2 separate regions of the Mus musculus genome follow, and region 2 is linked to region 1. Evidence: chromatin loops called from intact Hi-C (ENCODE). Cell type or tissue: heart. All regions are shown on one strand.

Evidence for each region. A loop is a pair of places that touch in the nucleus more often than their neighbours do. Peaks named below come from ENCODE experiments on the same cell type or tissue, not always from the same donor. Only the 100,000 strongest peaks of a DNase experiment are listed, where the experiment ranks them.
Region 2: a loop joins it to region 1, with 2.2 times the contacts of the local background. A loop is called at or near these places in 2 of 42 quality-filtered maps.

What each region holds. Positions count from the first base shown.
Region 1 is chr7:28,274,511-28,282,510 of GRCm38, forward strand. Eid2b (EP300 interacting inhibitor of differentiation 2B) reads left to right here and starts at 3,196. Exons shown (of 1, transcript NM_001177427.1): 1 at 3,196-5,619. The coding sequence starts at 3,271. The coding sequence ends at 3,726. In heart, a CTCF peak has its summit at 3,143; a DNase peak (open chromatin) is centred at 3,221; H3K4me3 peaks cover 1,018 bases; H3K27ac peaks cover 801 bases.
Region 2 is chr7:28,176,294-28,184,293 of GRCm38, forward strand. Fbl (fibrillarin) reads left to right here. Exons shown (of 9, transcript NM_007991.3): 6 at 850-982; 7 at 1,912-2,024; 8 at 2,605-2,750; 9 at 2,838-2,976. The coding sequence ends at 2,862. Dyrk1b (dual-specificity tyrosine-(Y)-phosphorylation regulated kinase 1b) reads left to right here and starts at 4,023. Exons shown (of 11, transcript NM_001271370.1): 1 at 4,023-4,133; 2 at 5,216-5,379; 3 at 6,068-6,187; 4 at 6,286-6,474; 5 at 6,771-6,918; 6 at 7,948-8,000. The coding sequence starts at 4,055. In heart, no CTCF peak of the experiment used is centred here; DNase peaks (open chromatin) are centred at 1,678, 3,138, 3,658 and 5,274; H3K4me3 peaks cover 2,280 bases; H3K27ac peaks cover 1,879 bases.

The DNA.
Region 1 (8,000 bases):
AACCACTGAGCCATCTCTCCAGCCCTGCTCTGACTTCTGTTTGGCTCCTTGGCCACTGCATTCTGTTTAATGTGGTGAGTGACCATGACTTGTGAAAATGATTTCCATAGCCATCTATCCATAGTCTCTGGAGAGAAGGCTCAATAATTAAGAGCACTGTTGCTCTTACAGAGGACCCTAGTTCACTTCCTAGCAATTACATGTCAGCAGCTCACAATCACAAACATCTGCAATCCCAGCTCTAGGGGAGGGATCTGATGTCCTATTCTGGCCTGCACAGGCATCAGCCGTGCATGCATGCAGGCAAAACACTCACACACATAAAGCTAGAGAGGAAAGGAGTGGTTATCGGGGCTGGAGAGATGGCTCAGCAGCTGGAGCACTTGCTGCTCAATCGTGAGAACCAGAATTTGGATACCAGCACCCGTGTTGGGCAGCTCACAACCACCCTACAACTCCAACTCCCGTGGATCCAGTCCTCTTTTCTGGATGCCAAGGTCACCCACTATACTGGCTGGTTTTGTCTCAACTTGACACAAGCTGGAGTTATCACAGAGAAAGGAGCCTCCCTTGAGGAAATGCCTCCATGAGATCCAGCTGTAAGGCATTTTCTCAATTAGTGGTCAAGGGTGGGAGGGCCCATTGTAGGTGGTGCCATCTCTGGGCTGGTGGTCCTGGGTTCTATAAGAAAGCAGGCTGAGCAAGCCAGGGGAAGCAAGCCAGTAAGGAACATCCCTCCAGAGCCTCTGCATCAGCTCCTGCCTCCAGGTTCCTGCCCTGTGTGAGCTCCTGTCCTGGCTTCCTTTGGTGATGAACAGCAGTATGGAAGTCTAAGCTGAATTAACCCTTTCCTCCCCAACTTGCTTCTTGGTCATGATGCTTTGTGCAGGAATAGAAACCCTGAGTTAGACACCCACACACGTGTACATACACATTCACACAAAAGTACATAAGCACACACCTATAAATAAAAATAACACATTTTTAAAAAGAAAGCTTGTTGAATTTTGTCAAAGGCCTCCTCAGGTTATGAACATAACAGACATGGTACAACTTGTAATCCCAGCAGCAGCAGGGAGCAGCAGGGAGCAGCAGCAGCAGCAGGGAGCAGCAGGGAGCAGCAGCAGCAGCAGGGAGCAGCAGCAGCAGGGAGCAGCAGGGAGCAGCAGGAAGGTGCTAACTTGGAGGACAACTTGTGCTCTGTAGCAAGACCCTGTTTCAAAACCGAGAATCTACAGATGCCATCCTAGGTTATGTCAGATGCACCATGACGAATTATGGGATCATGTTGAGACTAACACAGCATGGTCTTTATATTCTTTTCAATTTTACTAACAAGCTTTTTTGTGTGTATGACAGGGTCTCACTGTGTGTAGCCCTAGATGGATTAGAACTCTATGTAGACCAGGGTGACCTTGAACTCACAGAGCTCCTCCTGCCTCAGCCTCAAGTGCTGATTGAGCCCAGAGCAGCACCACTGAGCTACACTCCCAGGCAGTACGAGTGCATCTCCCACAGTATATACATAGTGCCAGAAGACAGCTTGCAGGAGTTGGCCTTCCTCCCACTCTGTGGGTCCAGGGGATGCAACTGAAGACATCCTCAGCATTACCTGCTGAGCATCTCGCTGGTCCTCTAACCCTAGGCTTATTTTTACTTTGAGTCATGGTCTTAGTTGCCCAGACTGTCCTTGAAGTCTGTAGCCCAGGCTACCCTTGAACTTTTTCGGCATTGGACACCTAGGTAGCTGGGGTTACAGGCTTGAGCTCCAGATGCGAGTGTTGGGGACAGCATTGACAGGTTGGAGACATGTGGCCTCTGGGTTCCTCAAAGGCACGAGAAGGCAGGTGCAGAGTTGATTACGTGGCGGAGATACAGCTGCATTTCAGACTCTTAGCACACTTTTCACATTAGCCCAGGCTGGCCTAGAACTTGCCAAGTAGCCCAGGACGAACATAATCTCATCTTCCTGCCTCTACCTCCCAAAGACTGGGATTGCAGCTGTGCTCCACCACGGGTAGCCCTCTTGTTTTCTGAGATTATCGACAGGCAGTGGCCACCCTAGGAGATTCAACAGTGTATTACACTCAAGTAAGGGAAGTGCTGCCACTGCGTGGGGGAAAGAGGCATGGAAGTGCCGAGAGAAACGGCTACACCAACCGTAACGAGCAAAAATGAAGAAAATATGCCAGCAAGATGGATCACTAGGTAGAGGCATTCACTTGCCAAACCTGACAACCTGAGTTTGGGTCCACATGGTAGGATGGAACTGACTCCTAAAAGTTATCTTCTGATCTCCATACACCTGCCGTGGCTCGAACTCGTGTGCGCACTCAAAGCTAAATGTGACACAGAAGCCAGAGTAGAGCACAACTGACTAGCACCTTGAGTTCAATAAGGTTGGAAGGAGAGAAGGCCACGACGTTGACCTTGACCTCCACAGCTGCACGGTTCCGACTTACACAGACACACTAAAAAACAGTCCGGAGATTAAAAGCACTTTTTCTTTCAGACAACCCAGGTTCAGTTCCCAAAACCTGTGTGGTAGCTCAAAACTACCTTGCTTCCTCCCTCCCCACCTTTCCTTCCCCCTCCCCTCTCTCTCTTCTCTGTCTCTCAGATAGGGGTCAAACCCAAGACCTTACACCCTAGGCAAGTTCTCAGCCACTGAGCTATCTCTAGCCCAGTTCACAAACACCCTGGAACTCTAGTTACCGATACCGTCTTCAGATTTTCTTAGGATCCAGACACACATATGGCTTACATATACAGATATGTAACAAAACATCCATATATGTGTTTGTTTGTTTGTTGAGACGGGGTTTCTCTGTCCTGGATCTGGCTCCAGAGATCCACCTGCTTCTGCCTCCGGAGTGCTGGTATTAAAGGCGTGCGCCGCCACCACCGCTAATTCCAGTTTTCTGGAGGCAGAAGCAGGCAGATCTGAGTGTATATATGAGTTCCAGGCCAGCCAAATGTACATGGACGCTGCCTCAAACAAGGCAATAAAATAATAATAATAATAATAATAATAATAATAATAATAATAATAATAATAATAATAAATTAAAGTATGTGATGCCGCCCCTGCTGGTTCAGAACTTGAGGCGGCCGTGGCGGTAATGGCACATGGCACCCCTAGAGGGCGATAGAGGTCCGGGCACCCGTCCTTGCGCAAGCACTTTTGTTTTCCAGGGCGCCGAGGCCCGCGCATGCGCACATCTTCACGCTGCCGCCGGAGCCGGTGCTTCTGAGGATTCAACGGTGGCAATGTCCGAGCTTCCCGGAGAGAGCAGGATCCCGGACCTGAGCCCCATGAACGGCGTCGGCGACGTCCTGCAGGTGGGACTGGGCGGAGGCAGTCCGGTCCCCGAAGCCCAGGAAGACCCGCTGGCCACAGCCTCCCAGCCCATGGCGCCGGCCCCGGGCCTGGCTCCCGGGCAGTTCCCCGGCGTGGCGGGCCTGATGGCGATCCCGCACGTCCACGCGCCGCTCCTCCTCCTAGAGCTGTACGAGCAGCGGATGTTCCAACACTATCTGCACACCAACCCCCTGATCCCCACCAGGCTGCTCCACGAAATCGAGGAGCGCCGCCGGCTGTTCGTGGAGGGCTGCAGGGCCAGGGAGGCGGCCTTCGACGCCAACCCCCCGCAGATGGACTCGCACGCCCGCGCCTTCATGCTGGCGCTCACGGCCTCCGACGCCCGCGGCCCCAACGCCGACTGAGGGGTGGCCTTCACCTATAACCTCCGAGGAAGGAGGCCGGAGGACCGGACTTCAAGGTCATCCTCCGCCATGTAGCGAGTTGGAGGCCAGCCTGGGCTACAGGAGACTGTCTTTTAAAAATAAAAAATAAAAATAAAAGATTGGTGGCCAGGAAGTCAGGTGACTCCTAGAATCAAGGGCAAAGGCAGATGTCTGGGCAAATGTCATGAGGTGGGGAATCCATGCCAGAATCCAGCCGTGGGCAGGGTGGAATGAAGCAGGCCGGGAGAGAGAAGGGCACTTGAGGCTTGAGGCTGACAAGCAAAGAGGACTCTTCTGACTTCCACCTTGTGACTGTCAGCAATCTTTCCCTCCCCTGCATTTGTTGAAAATCATGGTTGCTTCACTGCGAAGGACGATGGTTTTGCAAAGATGAAGTCTAAGAAATATCAATGAAAAAGACCATAGAAATCAGCGGAGATGCGGGAAGAAACCAGGGGATGTGCTTGCTAGATTCTGTTCCTCCCGGGTTTTACTGAGTAAGAAGAAAGCTGTAAACCACTTGGACATTTCAGAATTGAGGGTCGTCCCATCGTCAGCTGACAAGATCCATGTATCGTTACTTCTTGTGTTTGATGTTCTGTAGACGAGTTGTAAATATTCAGATAGGGAAAACCATGTATGTGTTGTGAGATGAATATTTTTCCAGACCTTGTGTAGTTGTAACCATGCGGAAATAGATGAGTGATTATTTAAATAATACAGACACAAGACTCAAATTCTGCAAAAGATACTATGGGAAGTTAAACTTATCTGCCAAATTGAAAATAGGTATCCATACAGATTTGTGTTTTCTGTAGGGTTTTTCAAACAGATTTTATAAGGCATATATGAACTGGTACCAGTCTAGTTATCCCCCAATCTTGGGTGCTGAGGATGGACCCCAAGCCTTCTTGCCCTGCTCCCATTCCTTCTGAATCAAGGTAGGGTAGGGTTTTGGCTCAGTGGTTAAAGGTGTCTGCTGCTAAGCCTTATTACTGAATTTGATCCCTGGACCCAAGAGGTGAAGGTGGAAGAATCCACACCCATTTCCTCCAAGCACCACTGGTGCACATCCACGTGCAATGTAAACAAATCTACATAGTACGTACATATATCAGCATCTGAGGTTTGATATGTTCAGTTATCATGGAAGTAATTCTATATAGGTTTTTTTTTTTAATGACTACTATTTAAGTCTGTATCAACATATTTAATGAACTAGTTGTCTTCTGGACATCTGGGTTGTTTGAAAATGTTTCCTTTTGGTTGTTTTAAAGATTTATGTGTATGTGTGTGAGCCTGCATGCATACGTGTGTACCGTGTCCATGCAAGAGACTGAGGAGACCAGAAGAGGGTGTTGGGTCTCCCAGAACTACAGTTTCAGGCAGCTGTGAGCCCCGATGTTGGTTCTGGGAACTGAACCCACTCCACTGAGTCATGTCTCCAGTCTTATTTTTTGTTGTTGGAAATAGGGTCTCTCTTTGTAGCTCTGGCTGGTCTAGAACCTGCTAAATGGGTAGACCAGGCTAGCCTTGAACTCACAGAGATCCTCCTGTCTCATACCTAGCTATTATGTGGTTTTCTGGGGGGTGGGAGGAGGGGAAGGGGTTGTTTTGGGGTTTGTTCATTGGGGTTTTTTGTTTGTTTTTTTGGTTTGTTTCTTTGTTGTTGATTTTTGAGATGAGGTTTCACAGAACTGTGGCTGATGACGAATTCCTTGATCTACTTCCCAGGTCCTGGAACTAAGGGTGGGTCACTGCCCCTGGCGTTGCTTTGGTAACATTCTGTGTTGCGTTTGCTCTTTCCTTAGACTTAAACGGAGCAGTTACAGGGCAAAAGCATTGCTGTTTGTCTTAAGGATTCCCTGCCCTCTTTGTGCCTCTGTCTACTTCCATTCACCAAGGAACTCTGGGCCTCTTTCTCCACAACAGTCTTGGCTTTGGGAAAAACTCACACTAAGAGCACTGACTGCTATTCTGAAGGTCCTGAGTTCAAGTCCCAGCAACAACATGGTGGCTCACAACCATCCATAATGAGATCTGATGCCTTCTTCTGGGGTATCTGAAGACAGCTACAGTGTACTTACATATAATAAATATTTTAAAGGGGGGGGGGCAGTCGGAGATGGGTGTGATGGCACACCCCTGTAACCTCAATGCTAAATACTCTGGAGGCTGAGACAAGCTGGTCCAGAGCTTAGGCCAGGGATGGCAGGCGGCACATGACCTCAATCCCTGCACACAGCAGCAAGCAGATCTCTATGAGTTTGAGGCCAACCTGGTGTACCCAAGTTCCAGAACCACCTTGGTTCCATAGTGAGATCTTCAAACGATAAAAAGTCTAGAGCAGCCTGTGCAATTGAGCAGAGAACTAGAAAACGTGCTCAGTGGGTAAACGGTTTGCCAAGAAGCCTGGTGGTCCCGGGAACCATGTGAAGCTGCAAGGGCTGGCCCCTCCAGAGGTGTCAGTCACTCTCCACATGCGCATTACCACACAGTAAACCTTTAACTCACCCACCCCTCTGAAGTAGGTCACGGATGGTTTCTCAGCCTTGACGGCATTTGATGCTTCTGTCCTGCAGGGATGTTTGTAGCTGTACAGGCTCAACCCTTGCTGCTTCCTGCCTGATGCACAATGGCCTTGCCACACGAGTATAGTTGACAGCTCCAGTCTCAGACTCAGAAAGCTAGGGCAGGATGGTTGAGTTTGGGGCTAGCCTGACACTTCATTGTGAGACCCCCATCTGGGGGGAAAAATGTTGGCCACTGTGAATGGTAAAAGGGACATGCTGACATCAGCCTTCACTGGGACACTTGCAGCTCTGGGAGCACCGGGTCTTCAGAGACTTGTACTCTCCCCTATTTTGACAGGGAGAGGGGTTCAAGACAGGGTCACTGGGTAACCCTGGCTGTGCTGGAACTCCATAGACCAGGCTGACCTCAAACTCAGAGATCCACCTGCCTCTGCCTTCTGAGTGCTGGGACTGAAGGCGTGTGCCAACACCACCTGGCCTTTCTTTTTTTTTTTTTTCCTATAATGCAACATTAGGATCAGTGTGACAATTTCTTACCAAAACGGGTGGCATTTTTATTTGACCTGCATTAAATCTCTACATGAAGGACTTGGTGTCTGCACTAAATCTTATGCAGCCGCGTGGTCGTCTCAATTTGCTCCATGGCCTTGGGTTTTAAAGCTTTTAGAGGTCTTGAAGCATTTTTTGCTAAGAATATTTTGGGATTTATGGCTGGTGTGAATGAGGTTTTGTTTGTAAATGGCTCCCGGCATCCAGCTTGTCCAAAACACCTTTATCCATTACACTGCACCATCTTGCCTCCAACATCTCACAAATAAACCCTATCTTTTTTACTTACTTTTAAAATATTTATGCATATGAGTGTTCTGTTGGCATATTTGCAGAAGAGACCAGAGTTCATGACTACAGATGGTTGTGGGCCACCATGTGGTTTCTGGGAATTGAACTCAGGAGCAGCAGCCAGTGCTCTTAACCGCTGAGACGTCTCTCCAGCCCCCAATAAATTATATTTTTTAGATAGGATCTCACTACACATGTAGTAACCCTGGCTAGCCTGGAACTCACTATGTAAACCAGGCTGGCTTCTAGTTCACAAAGATCCTGCTGAAATGCTGAGATTAAATGCATGTGACACCACCTCAGACAGTTTTTTAAAACTCAGTAGTGGGCTGGCGAGATGGTTCAGTGGGTAAGAGCACTGACTGCTCTTCCGAAGTTCCTGAGTTCAAATCCCAGAAACCACATGGTGGCTCACAACCACCCGTAATGAGATCTGACGCCCTCTTCTGGTGTGTCTGAAGACAGCTACAGTGTACTTATTAATAGTAATGAATAAATCTTTGGGACTGAGCAAATGGAGTTGACCTGAGTGAGTGGGGCGACCAGAGCAACCGGAGCAAGCACAGGTCCTAAAAATTCAATTCCCAACAACCATATGAAGGCTCACAACCAGCTGTACATGTACATACAATAACTAAATAAATCTTTTTTAAAAGCTCAGTAGTGGGGGCTGGTGAGATGGCTCAGCGGGTAAGAGCACCCGACTGCTCTTCCGAAGGTCCGGAGTTCAAATCCCAGAAACCACATGGTGGCTCACAACCACCCGTAATGAGATCTGGCTCCCTCTTCTGGAGTGTCTGAAGACAGCTACAGTGTACTTACATATAATAAATAAATAAATCTTTAAAAAAAAAAAAAAAAAAAAAGCTCAGTAGTTTT
Region 2 (8,000 bases), 98 kb before region 1:
ATTGGTTGCCACATAACCATGAGGACCTGATTTTGACCCTCAGAATCCACTTTTACAACAAAGCAGGTGTGGCAGTATGCCCTCATAGTGACAGCAGGAGAGTGCAGTGGCAGGCCAGCCTCTGGTGCCTGCCCAGCCATCAGCGCATGAAAAACCTTGTCTCAAAAATAAGGCGGTGGTTTTGCCTTTCATCTCAGCACTGGGGAGACAGAGGCAGCAGATCTCATGAGTTCTCGTGAGGACAGCCTGATCTACACAGTGAGTTTCAGGACAGCCAGAGCTACACAAAAACCCTGTCTCAAGGAAAAAGAAAAAAGGATGGGTAGAGTTCCTGAAGGATTGTCGCTTCACACTGTCCTCTGGCTTCCACACAGACAAAACAATGTCCCCCAAATGTAGTTTTTTGCCCTAGCCCCATCCAGTATTGGGTGTTGGGCCTAGGGCTTCTTGAAAGGCTAGGCAGGTGTGCTAACACTGAGTTACAGTGAGCTTATGTTCTTTGTGGCAGTATAGGATCCCATATTTCAAGTACTGGTCCATTGCAAATGCCATGAGCTCTGTTCCTTTGTCTCTAACTACCCTGGATGCGGGATTTTTACCTGTGTTGGGAGCCTGGGCTTGTGGGTCAGATAAATTGGGATCTTAAAGCTTTGCTGCTTATGAATAACCGTGGCTCATGACTTGTCTCTGGGACCATTTATTCATCTGGGCTATAGACATAATGATAGTTATTTCAAAGCAGGGTTTTGATTGCTGGTATGAGAACCTGCTACAGGAGGGGCGCAAGCACGGTGTTAGCAACTGTGCTGGAGCACCAGTGTGTGCTCACAGATGTTTGCTTAATTTTAGGATGGTCTGGTCTACGCAGTTGAGTTCTCCCACCGCTCTGGCCGTGACCTCATCAACTTGGCCAAGAAGAGGACTAACATTATTCCTGTAATTGAAGATGCTCGACACCCACACAAATACCGCATGCTTATCGGTGAGGGCCCGGGAGTGGCCCCGGGGAGGATGCTGATGGAGCCTGACTTAGGTGGAGTTAGAGTGGCGAGCAGGCCTCTTCACTGCGGCAGTGTGAGGACCTGCAGGTGGAGATTGTGTCCAGGATCAGTTTTGTTCCCCTCTAACACTTGGCGCCTTTTTTACACTGCCCTGGTTTGTGTTTTAAAGCCATTGTCTGATGAGATTCCAGCCCTGACCACAGCAAGTATAACCCAATGGCTTTGTTTTTTAAAAACACCTCTAAGGTCTAGTATAAAAGTAGAGAGGGTGTGAGTTCTCCCAGAGGTACTCGGTACTTGTCATTGCTTTTCCAAATCCTTAAAGGGCGTTTTCACTCCATCACACTCTTTGTTGTAGTTTTAAGTCACGCTACCTTAAAGCATTACCTTTCCATTGCACTGTTTGGTTTGGTTTGGTTTGGTTTTTATGGGGTTTTGGTTGTTTGGTTTGGTTTTTTATGGGGTTTGGCTTTGTTTTTGGTTTTTTTCCTGTGCATTTTCTCAGTGCACCTCTGGTCCTTGTCATCTGACAGCCCTGCCCACGACTCGTCTTTAACTGCTCACATTTACTTGTCTTTTTGATGACATGTCTGTCTCCCCCCAGACCCGGGAGGATCTCGAGGGCAGGGTCCGGGTCTGACTCGTCTCTGTGTCCCCCACGCCCAGCCCAGGGCTGGCCACAGAGTAGGTGGCAACCATTGGTTTACAACAGGAGTGGATGAGTGATGTGACTTTCGTGTTCTGGATCCACCTTTGGGGTGCTTTGGAGGGAGGCTGTGTGGTGGGGGGTAAGACTGGAGGCAAGAGAGTCCCAGGAACCTGGTGGTGAAGGAGCACAGGCCCTGTTGGGAGGCTCTGGGGAGCTCTCTGCTGCCTTGTTTGTAGTAACCGCTGTCCCTTTTTTCCTTAGCAATGGTGGATGTCATCTTTGCCGATGTGGCCCAGCCAGACCAAACCCGAATTGTGGCCCTGAACGCCCACACCTTCCTGCGGAATGGAGGACACTTTGTGATTTCCATTAAGGTATGGGTCTTGCCATGTAAGGTTGAGTAACCCTAGAGTGTGGTGTGGGTGCTTTGTCTCTGTGGCTGAGCAGGTTATGGCGCCTTAGCCTATCTGACTTGTTTATTAGTCCTCCTTATGGCTGAAATAAAGACTGATAGCTGCTAAGCATTTGGAGCAGATTGTGGGGTACAATATTAACTGCAGCAGGTACATTTTTCAAAACATTTTAATTTTAAATAGGGAAAACTCTCGCGCATCCTCACCATGTTCAAAACTGGCCAACCTATTGCTACACTTGTTTTTGGGTTTTTTTTTTGTTTTGTTTTGTTTTTGTTTTTTCAAGACAGAGTTTTCTCTGTATAGCCCTGGCTGTCCTGGAACTCAACTCTGTAGACCAGGCTGCTATTGCTACATTTGTTCTGTTTTTGCCAGCTGGGCTTCCAGGATATGGAAGAAAATTCCTGACCTTAAACACTGCCTTAGATAAATGAAATAACCTGTTTCCAATGTGAGCCAAATTAAAACTTCTTTAATGAAGTTAGAAAATTGGGAAAGCCTGGGTCTCCAAATCTGTAACTTAGTCCTGACTCCTTTCTAGGCCAACTGCATTGACTCCACTGCGTCAGCAGAGGCTGTGTTTGCATCTGAAGTGAAGAAGATGCAGCAGGAGAACATGAAGCCGCAGGAGCAGCTGACGCTAGAGCCTTATGAGCGAGACCACGCCGTGGTTGTCGGTGTGTACAGGTGAGTGTCACAACAGACCTCTCCCTTACCTGTGGCCCTGAGAAGCCAAAAGTGGTTACAACTCGACCCCCTCTGATTTCCTCACAGGCCACCTCCCAAGGTGAAGAACTGAAACTCAGAGCTGTCTGGATTGAAGAGATGTGTGTTGTTACTGTTGCACGTGTGGCTTGTGATTTTTTGGGGGCGGGGGAGTTGTTTTGTTTTTCTATTAAAAGACTCATCTGTCTCCCCTGTCTGGTGCCTATTGCTAAGTGGCCTCGAGACGCATGCGCCCTTGATCAACTTTGTGTGCTTCGGGGGGTGGTGCCTGGAAAGTTTCATCCGGTCACATGGTGCATGCTCCATTGGTGGCTGCTCCGCACGTGCGCGGCTCAGCACCCTTAAGGCGCAGGCGCACTGTGCTCCGCTAGGTCACGTGAATGATGTGGGGGCGGAGCCGGGGCAGGGGGGCCGGTTTGTTGTGGTCGCCATTTTGCTGGTTGCATTACTGGGTAATCGGGGCCCTGGCTCGCCGCGTCCACCGGACACCCTCAGCCAGTGGGCAGGTCTGAGCTCGGGCTCCCCGAGCAGTTTGAATCCCCTTACCCACGCCCTCAGGTAAGGGTGCTGCGACGGGCGGGGCGGCACGCTTGGGTGGGGGGCAGGCCGGGAACCGCCCTGCCCGTCCCCGCGAGATTTAGCAAGGGAAAGGAGGGGGCTTTGGGCCGTTGCAGCGGAGTCCGGCTCTTCATAGCTGGATTCCTGGAAGAGGCTGAGCCCGAGGGAGCCGTCCTGAGAGGGAGTCGGGGAGGGGGCAGCCAGGCCCCACTCCCGCCCTTTGTTTGGGCTCGGCTGCGCTGGCCGCTTCGCTGTCGCCTAGCAACAGCTGCCCTGAGTGCTAATTGGTTAAGCTCTTGGCAGCAACAACCAATGGCGCGGTTGTTGCCATGGGAGGTGCGGCCTGCCGGGCTCTCTTGGGCCCCGCCCGCCGGGACTCCACTGGCCGGGGCGGGCCTGCCGGGTGGGGGGCGGGACGCCAGGGTCCCTGGGGGCGGGTGGCCACGCGGGGCGGGGCTGGGCCGTAGGGCGAGGGTTAACCCGCCCCTCCCCCGTCCACCTGCTGTCCCCTTCCCCCGCGTGCCCTGGTCTGACCCTCGTCCCCTCCTTTCCCCGCCCCTCCCCCTCGGTGGCAGTGGCGGCGGCTGCTGTTGTCACCCACCGGGCCGCCTGTCCCGCTTGCCCTCACCGCCGCGGGGCTGGCTAGGCTAGCCGGGCCGGGGACAGGCGGCCACCTCCTCATCGCCGCCGCCACCACCACCGCCGCCATGCTGGCCGCTCGCCCACCGCACTGGGGTCCCCATCGCGCTCCAGCCCCCCGTGGGCCCAGCGCCATCCCTGACCCGGGTAGGGGTGGGAGCTGTAAGAGCTGGTCCTAGTGTGGGAGGGCTCGGGAAGAGGTTGTTTATCTGTGAAGCCCCAATAAAGGGGACCTGGAGTGGCAAGACATAGCATAGAAGGGGATCTGACAAGGGGGAGGCTCCTAAGAAGGGGATTTTGTTCCGAAGGACACTTTTAGTGAGTGAAGTCTTGTGCGATATTTAGGGATTTGGCTGTCAGGCCCTTCTAGGAATAGGCTCAATTGTGGAATGACCCAGCGTAGAAATAGAGGAGCTAGCAAGGACCTCAGGGTAAAGAAGAAAAAGACCGTGACTCTTAGATGTTGAAAAATGACACCTCTCCCTTGTTTTCCTGAGGAGTAGGGGTCTTGGAGTAATGGGGGAATCCTAGTGGGATAAATATAGACTGCTTAAAAGAAGGATCTCTGGTTCCAGAGACCTCATATAGGGAGCAGGGAGCGGTCTTGGAGTATGGAGTCGGTCCCAGGGGAAAGTGCCGAGGTGGTTGAAACATCTATAGCTTGCATGTAAAGGAGTTCTCAGATAACCTTGGGTTTGCTGGGAGGTCCATAAGGACTGCTATGTTCTTTAGAATAGAAAGAAACTAGTGGGTAGACTGGGCTTGAAATTGGGCCCTTGGTGTTGAGGGAAGACGGTGTGAGGGCGGGGCCTTATCTGAGGGACTCAGGCTGGCCACCAGTAAAATTTTGAAGGACTGAGTTCTACTGCCCAGACTCTACACGGTTTCTGCCTTCTTTTGCTCTCCTAATTCCTGGCCTCTTTCTATCCCTCCTGCCCTGGCCTTGTACCCACCCTCTCCCACCCCTGTCTGGCTCTGATGGCTCCCTTTTACATCTCTGGATGTGATGCTTCATTCATTTTTTTTGGCTCCTCATTTGTTGAGAGACACGCTGTGCTAACCCACTTGCTACCCTTTCTGTTTGTACATGGCTACCTGGTGCTGGTGCTCTGCCCTGTCCCCTGTCTCCCCCTGGTCCTGCCCCTAACTCATACCCACCTCTTCTGACTGACCCTGACCTACATGCCTTCTTGTTCCATGTTGTCTTCCCACTTCCTACCTGCTCTCAGGTCTCAGCGGCGGTGGCAGCCGAGGTGCAGGATGCGAGAAGGCGCCCCCCGGCCGGGCTCCCGCTCCAGGCCTCACGCCCCTGCGGCCCTCTGAGCCCACCATGGCCGTCCCACCAGGCCATGGTCCTTTCTCTGGCTTTCCGGGGCCCCAGGAACACACACAGGTAGGCATTCAGCTGGCTTCTCACCTGCCTGAGGATTGAAGGGTCTCCAGACAAGAGCATGATTGTTGGAGGATCTCTGGGGACTTTGGAGGCCTCACAGTCCACCCTCATTCCTGCTGAGGACGGAATCCTTGAGCTTCTCCGTGGCCTGCCCTCTCACAGCATGGTTTTGAAGTGTAATGTGTGTCTTGGGTCAGAACTGTCACTGGCACAGAGCAGACAGGAACACAGGTCTGAAGGTTCACAACAAGAACGAGGTCTGGAGTAAGGGGCATGAGAGAGATGTCGAGGGGGGTGGAAATGAGAATAAGCTGAGACCAGGGAGACTAACCCAGTCCAGGAGCTTTGTAACTGGGCAGAAACACTCACTTGAGAGTGAGGACATGGATACAGGGAATTCATTGGCATGGTTCCCCATAATGGTGGTCTCAGGTGCAAAGATTCAGGGGTAAACACCCAGATATGGAGCAAAAGAGCTGACCTGGGGCAGAATGGAAGGCCAGAGGTAAATCACTCATTTCACATAATGAACAGATGAATGGGGAGCCCACACAGTGTGCTTGTGCTCTACAGGTGGGATCGGAGCTAGAGAAATGTAGGCATGGTCAGTGAGTCGTCAGCTTTCCCATTCTCTCCCTGGAAGTTGAGGTGAAGGCTTGTGCTCAGCATCTGCTCCGCTCTACCACAGGTACTACCTGATGTGCGGCTCCTGCCCCGGAGACTGCCCCTGGCCTTCCGGGATGCGGCCTCAGCCCCGCTGCGCAAGCTCTCGGTGGACCTCATCAAGACCTACAAGCACATCAATGAGGTAAAGCGGGGAATGGACTTCCCTGGTTGGGTGTTGCAAAGGGTCCTGGCTTCTTGCCCGGGTCACTTAAGGGTCCGGTTTCCTGGCTGCCTGAGCAGGTATACTATGCGAAGAAGAAGCGGCGGGCCCAACAGGCGCCACCCCAGGACTCGAGCACCAAAAAGGAGAAGAAGGTCCTGAACCACGGTTATGATGACGACAACCACGACTACATTGTGCGCAGTGGCGAGCGCTGGCTAGAGCGCTATGAGATTGACTCTCTTATTGGCAAAGGCTCCTTTGGCCAGGTGTGGGACTCCCCACTCATCCAGTATCTGGATGCAGACAACCACTAACATTCCCAACATTCCCTCCTCCCCGAGTGGTTCACTGGTTCACTTGCTGCAAGTTCTGTCCTGGACCAGCCAGTCAAGCCACTTAGTTTCCCTCTTAGTTCTGTATGAGTATAAATCACAAGGCTTCTTGTAAGAAAACTGTTATTTTGTATCCAGTATAAGGGATGTGAGCACTGGGCTGTGAGTTGTTAGAAAGGTGTGGCTGGTGGGCCTCCCACCTTCCCAGGTAACTCTCCTTGTCTCGACAGGTGGTGAAAGCCTATGATCACCAGACTCAGGAGCTGGTGGCCATCAAGATCATCAAGAACAAAAAGGCCTTCCTGAACCAGGCACAGATTGAGCTACGGCTGTTGGAGCTGATGAACCAGCATGATACAGAGATGAAGTACTACATAGGTGAGGCCTGGGCTTGGGCAGGTGCAGGGTGCCTGTGGGAGAGAGACCTCCACGAGGGTCTTTGGGCTTCTCATCCTTTGATTCTCCTGCTGTGCTCAGGATTTCTCTCTTGTGCTCACTGAGGGCCAGATTGTGTTGCAAACCCTTGCTTTGAATTACCTCCCCGCAGCTGGTGAGGGACGGGGCAGCTCTGAGTACATGTTGGAGAGACTGAGGCACTCAGTGCTCTCACATCAGACTCAACAGCTGAGGATGTGAAAAGCAGTGGCCTCTAGAGCTCTGGCTCTTGAGATATGTCCCAGTCTTCAGTTCCTCTGGAAAGGGACTCTGTAGAGGACAGCCAGTATCCCTTGGCACATGGGTAGACACAGCAAAGACGAGAGCAGGCTCTTTTGGTAGTTCGGGTTTTGGTGATGGTGATACTTTTGGAGGTTTTGCTTTGCTATTCTGGGGATCGAGCCCAGTGCTTTATATGTAATAGGCAAACAGGTCCTCCCCTCAACCATCCCCACCCCAGAACATCTCCAGACCTTTTGTTACTTGACTATTTTGAGATAGGGTCTCAGTAAATATATCCAGATGAACCTTGAGCTAACAGTCTTCGTGCATCAGTGTACAAAGACCTGGGTCTCCATGCCTACACCCCAGGCCTGATTCAGTGTTGTCAAATGAAGTGAGTAAATGTGGAGCTGTTTTGACGCTTTATTAGGAGGGAACAGTACCTTTTATTTCCCTTTGCAGTGCTGGGGCCTGAACCCTGGGCCTTGTGCTTGCTAGGCAAGCGTGCTGCTGCCCTTTGGTCATCCCATAATCTACGCTAGAGTAACCCTAGATTATATCATCCTTTGGGGTTTTGGAACTGGAAGGTGTGAGAGACGCAAGAGAATTAACATGCCTTGGAAGTCCAGTGAGTTGGTGTAGAAACACCTGAGGGCTCACTGCAGGTTACCAGAGGTGGTCACTGTGAAGTCCCAAGCCACCTGCCATCAGTGTGTCTAACCTGTTCCCCACTGTCACCGTTGCCCGCAGTACACCTTAAGCGGCACTTCATGTTCCGGAATCACCTGTGCCTGGTGTTTGAG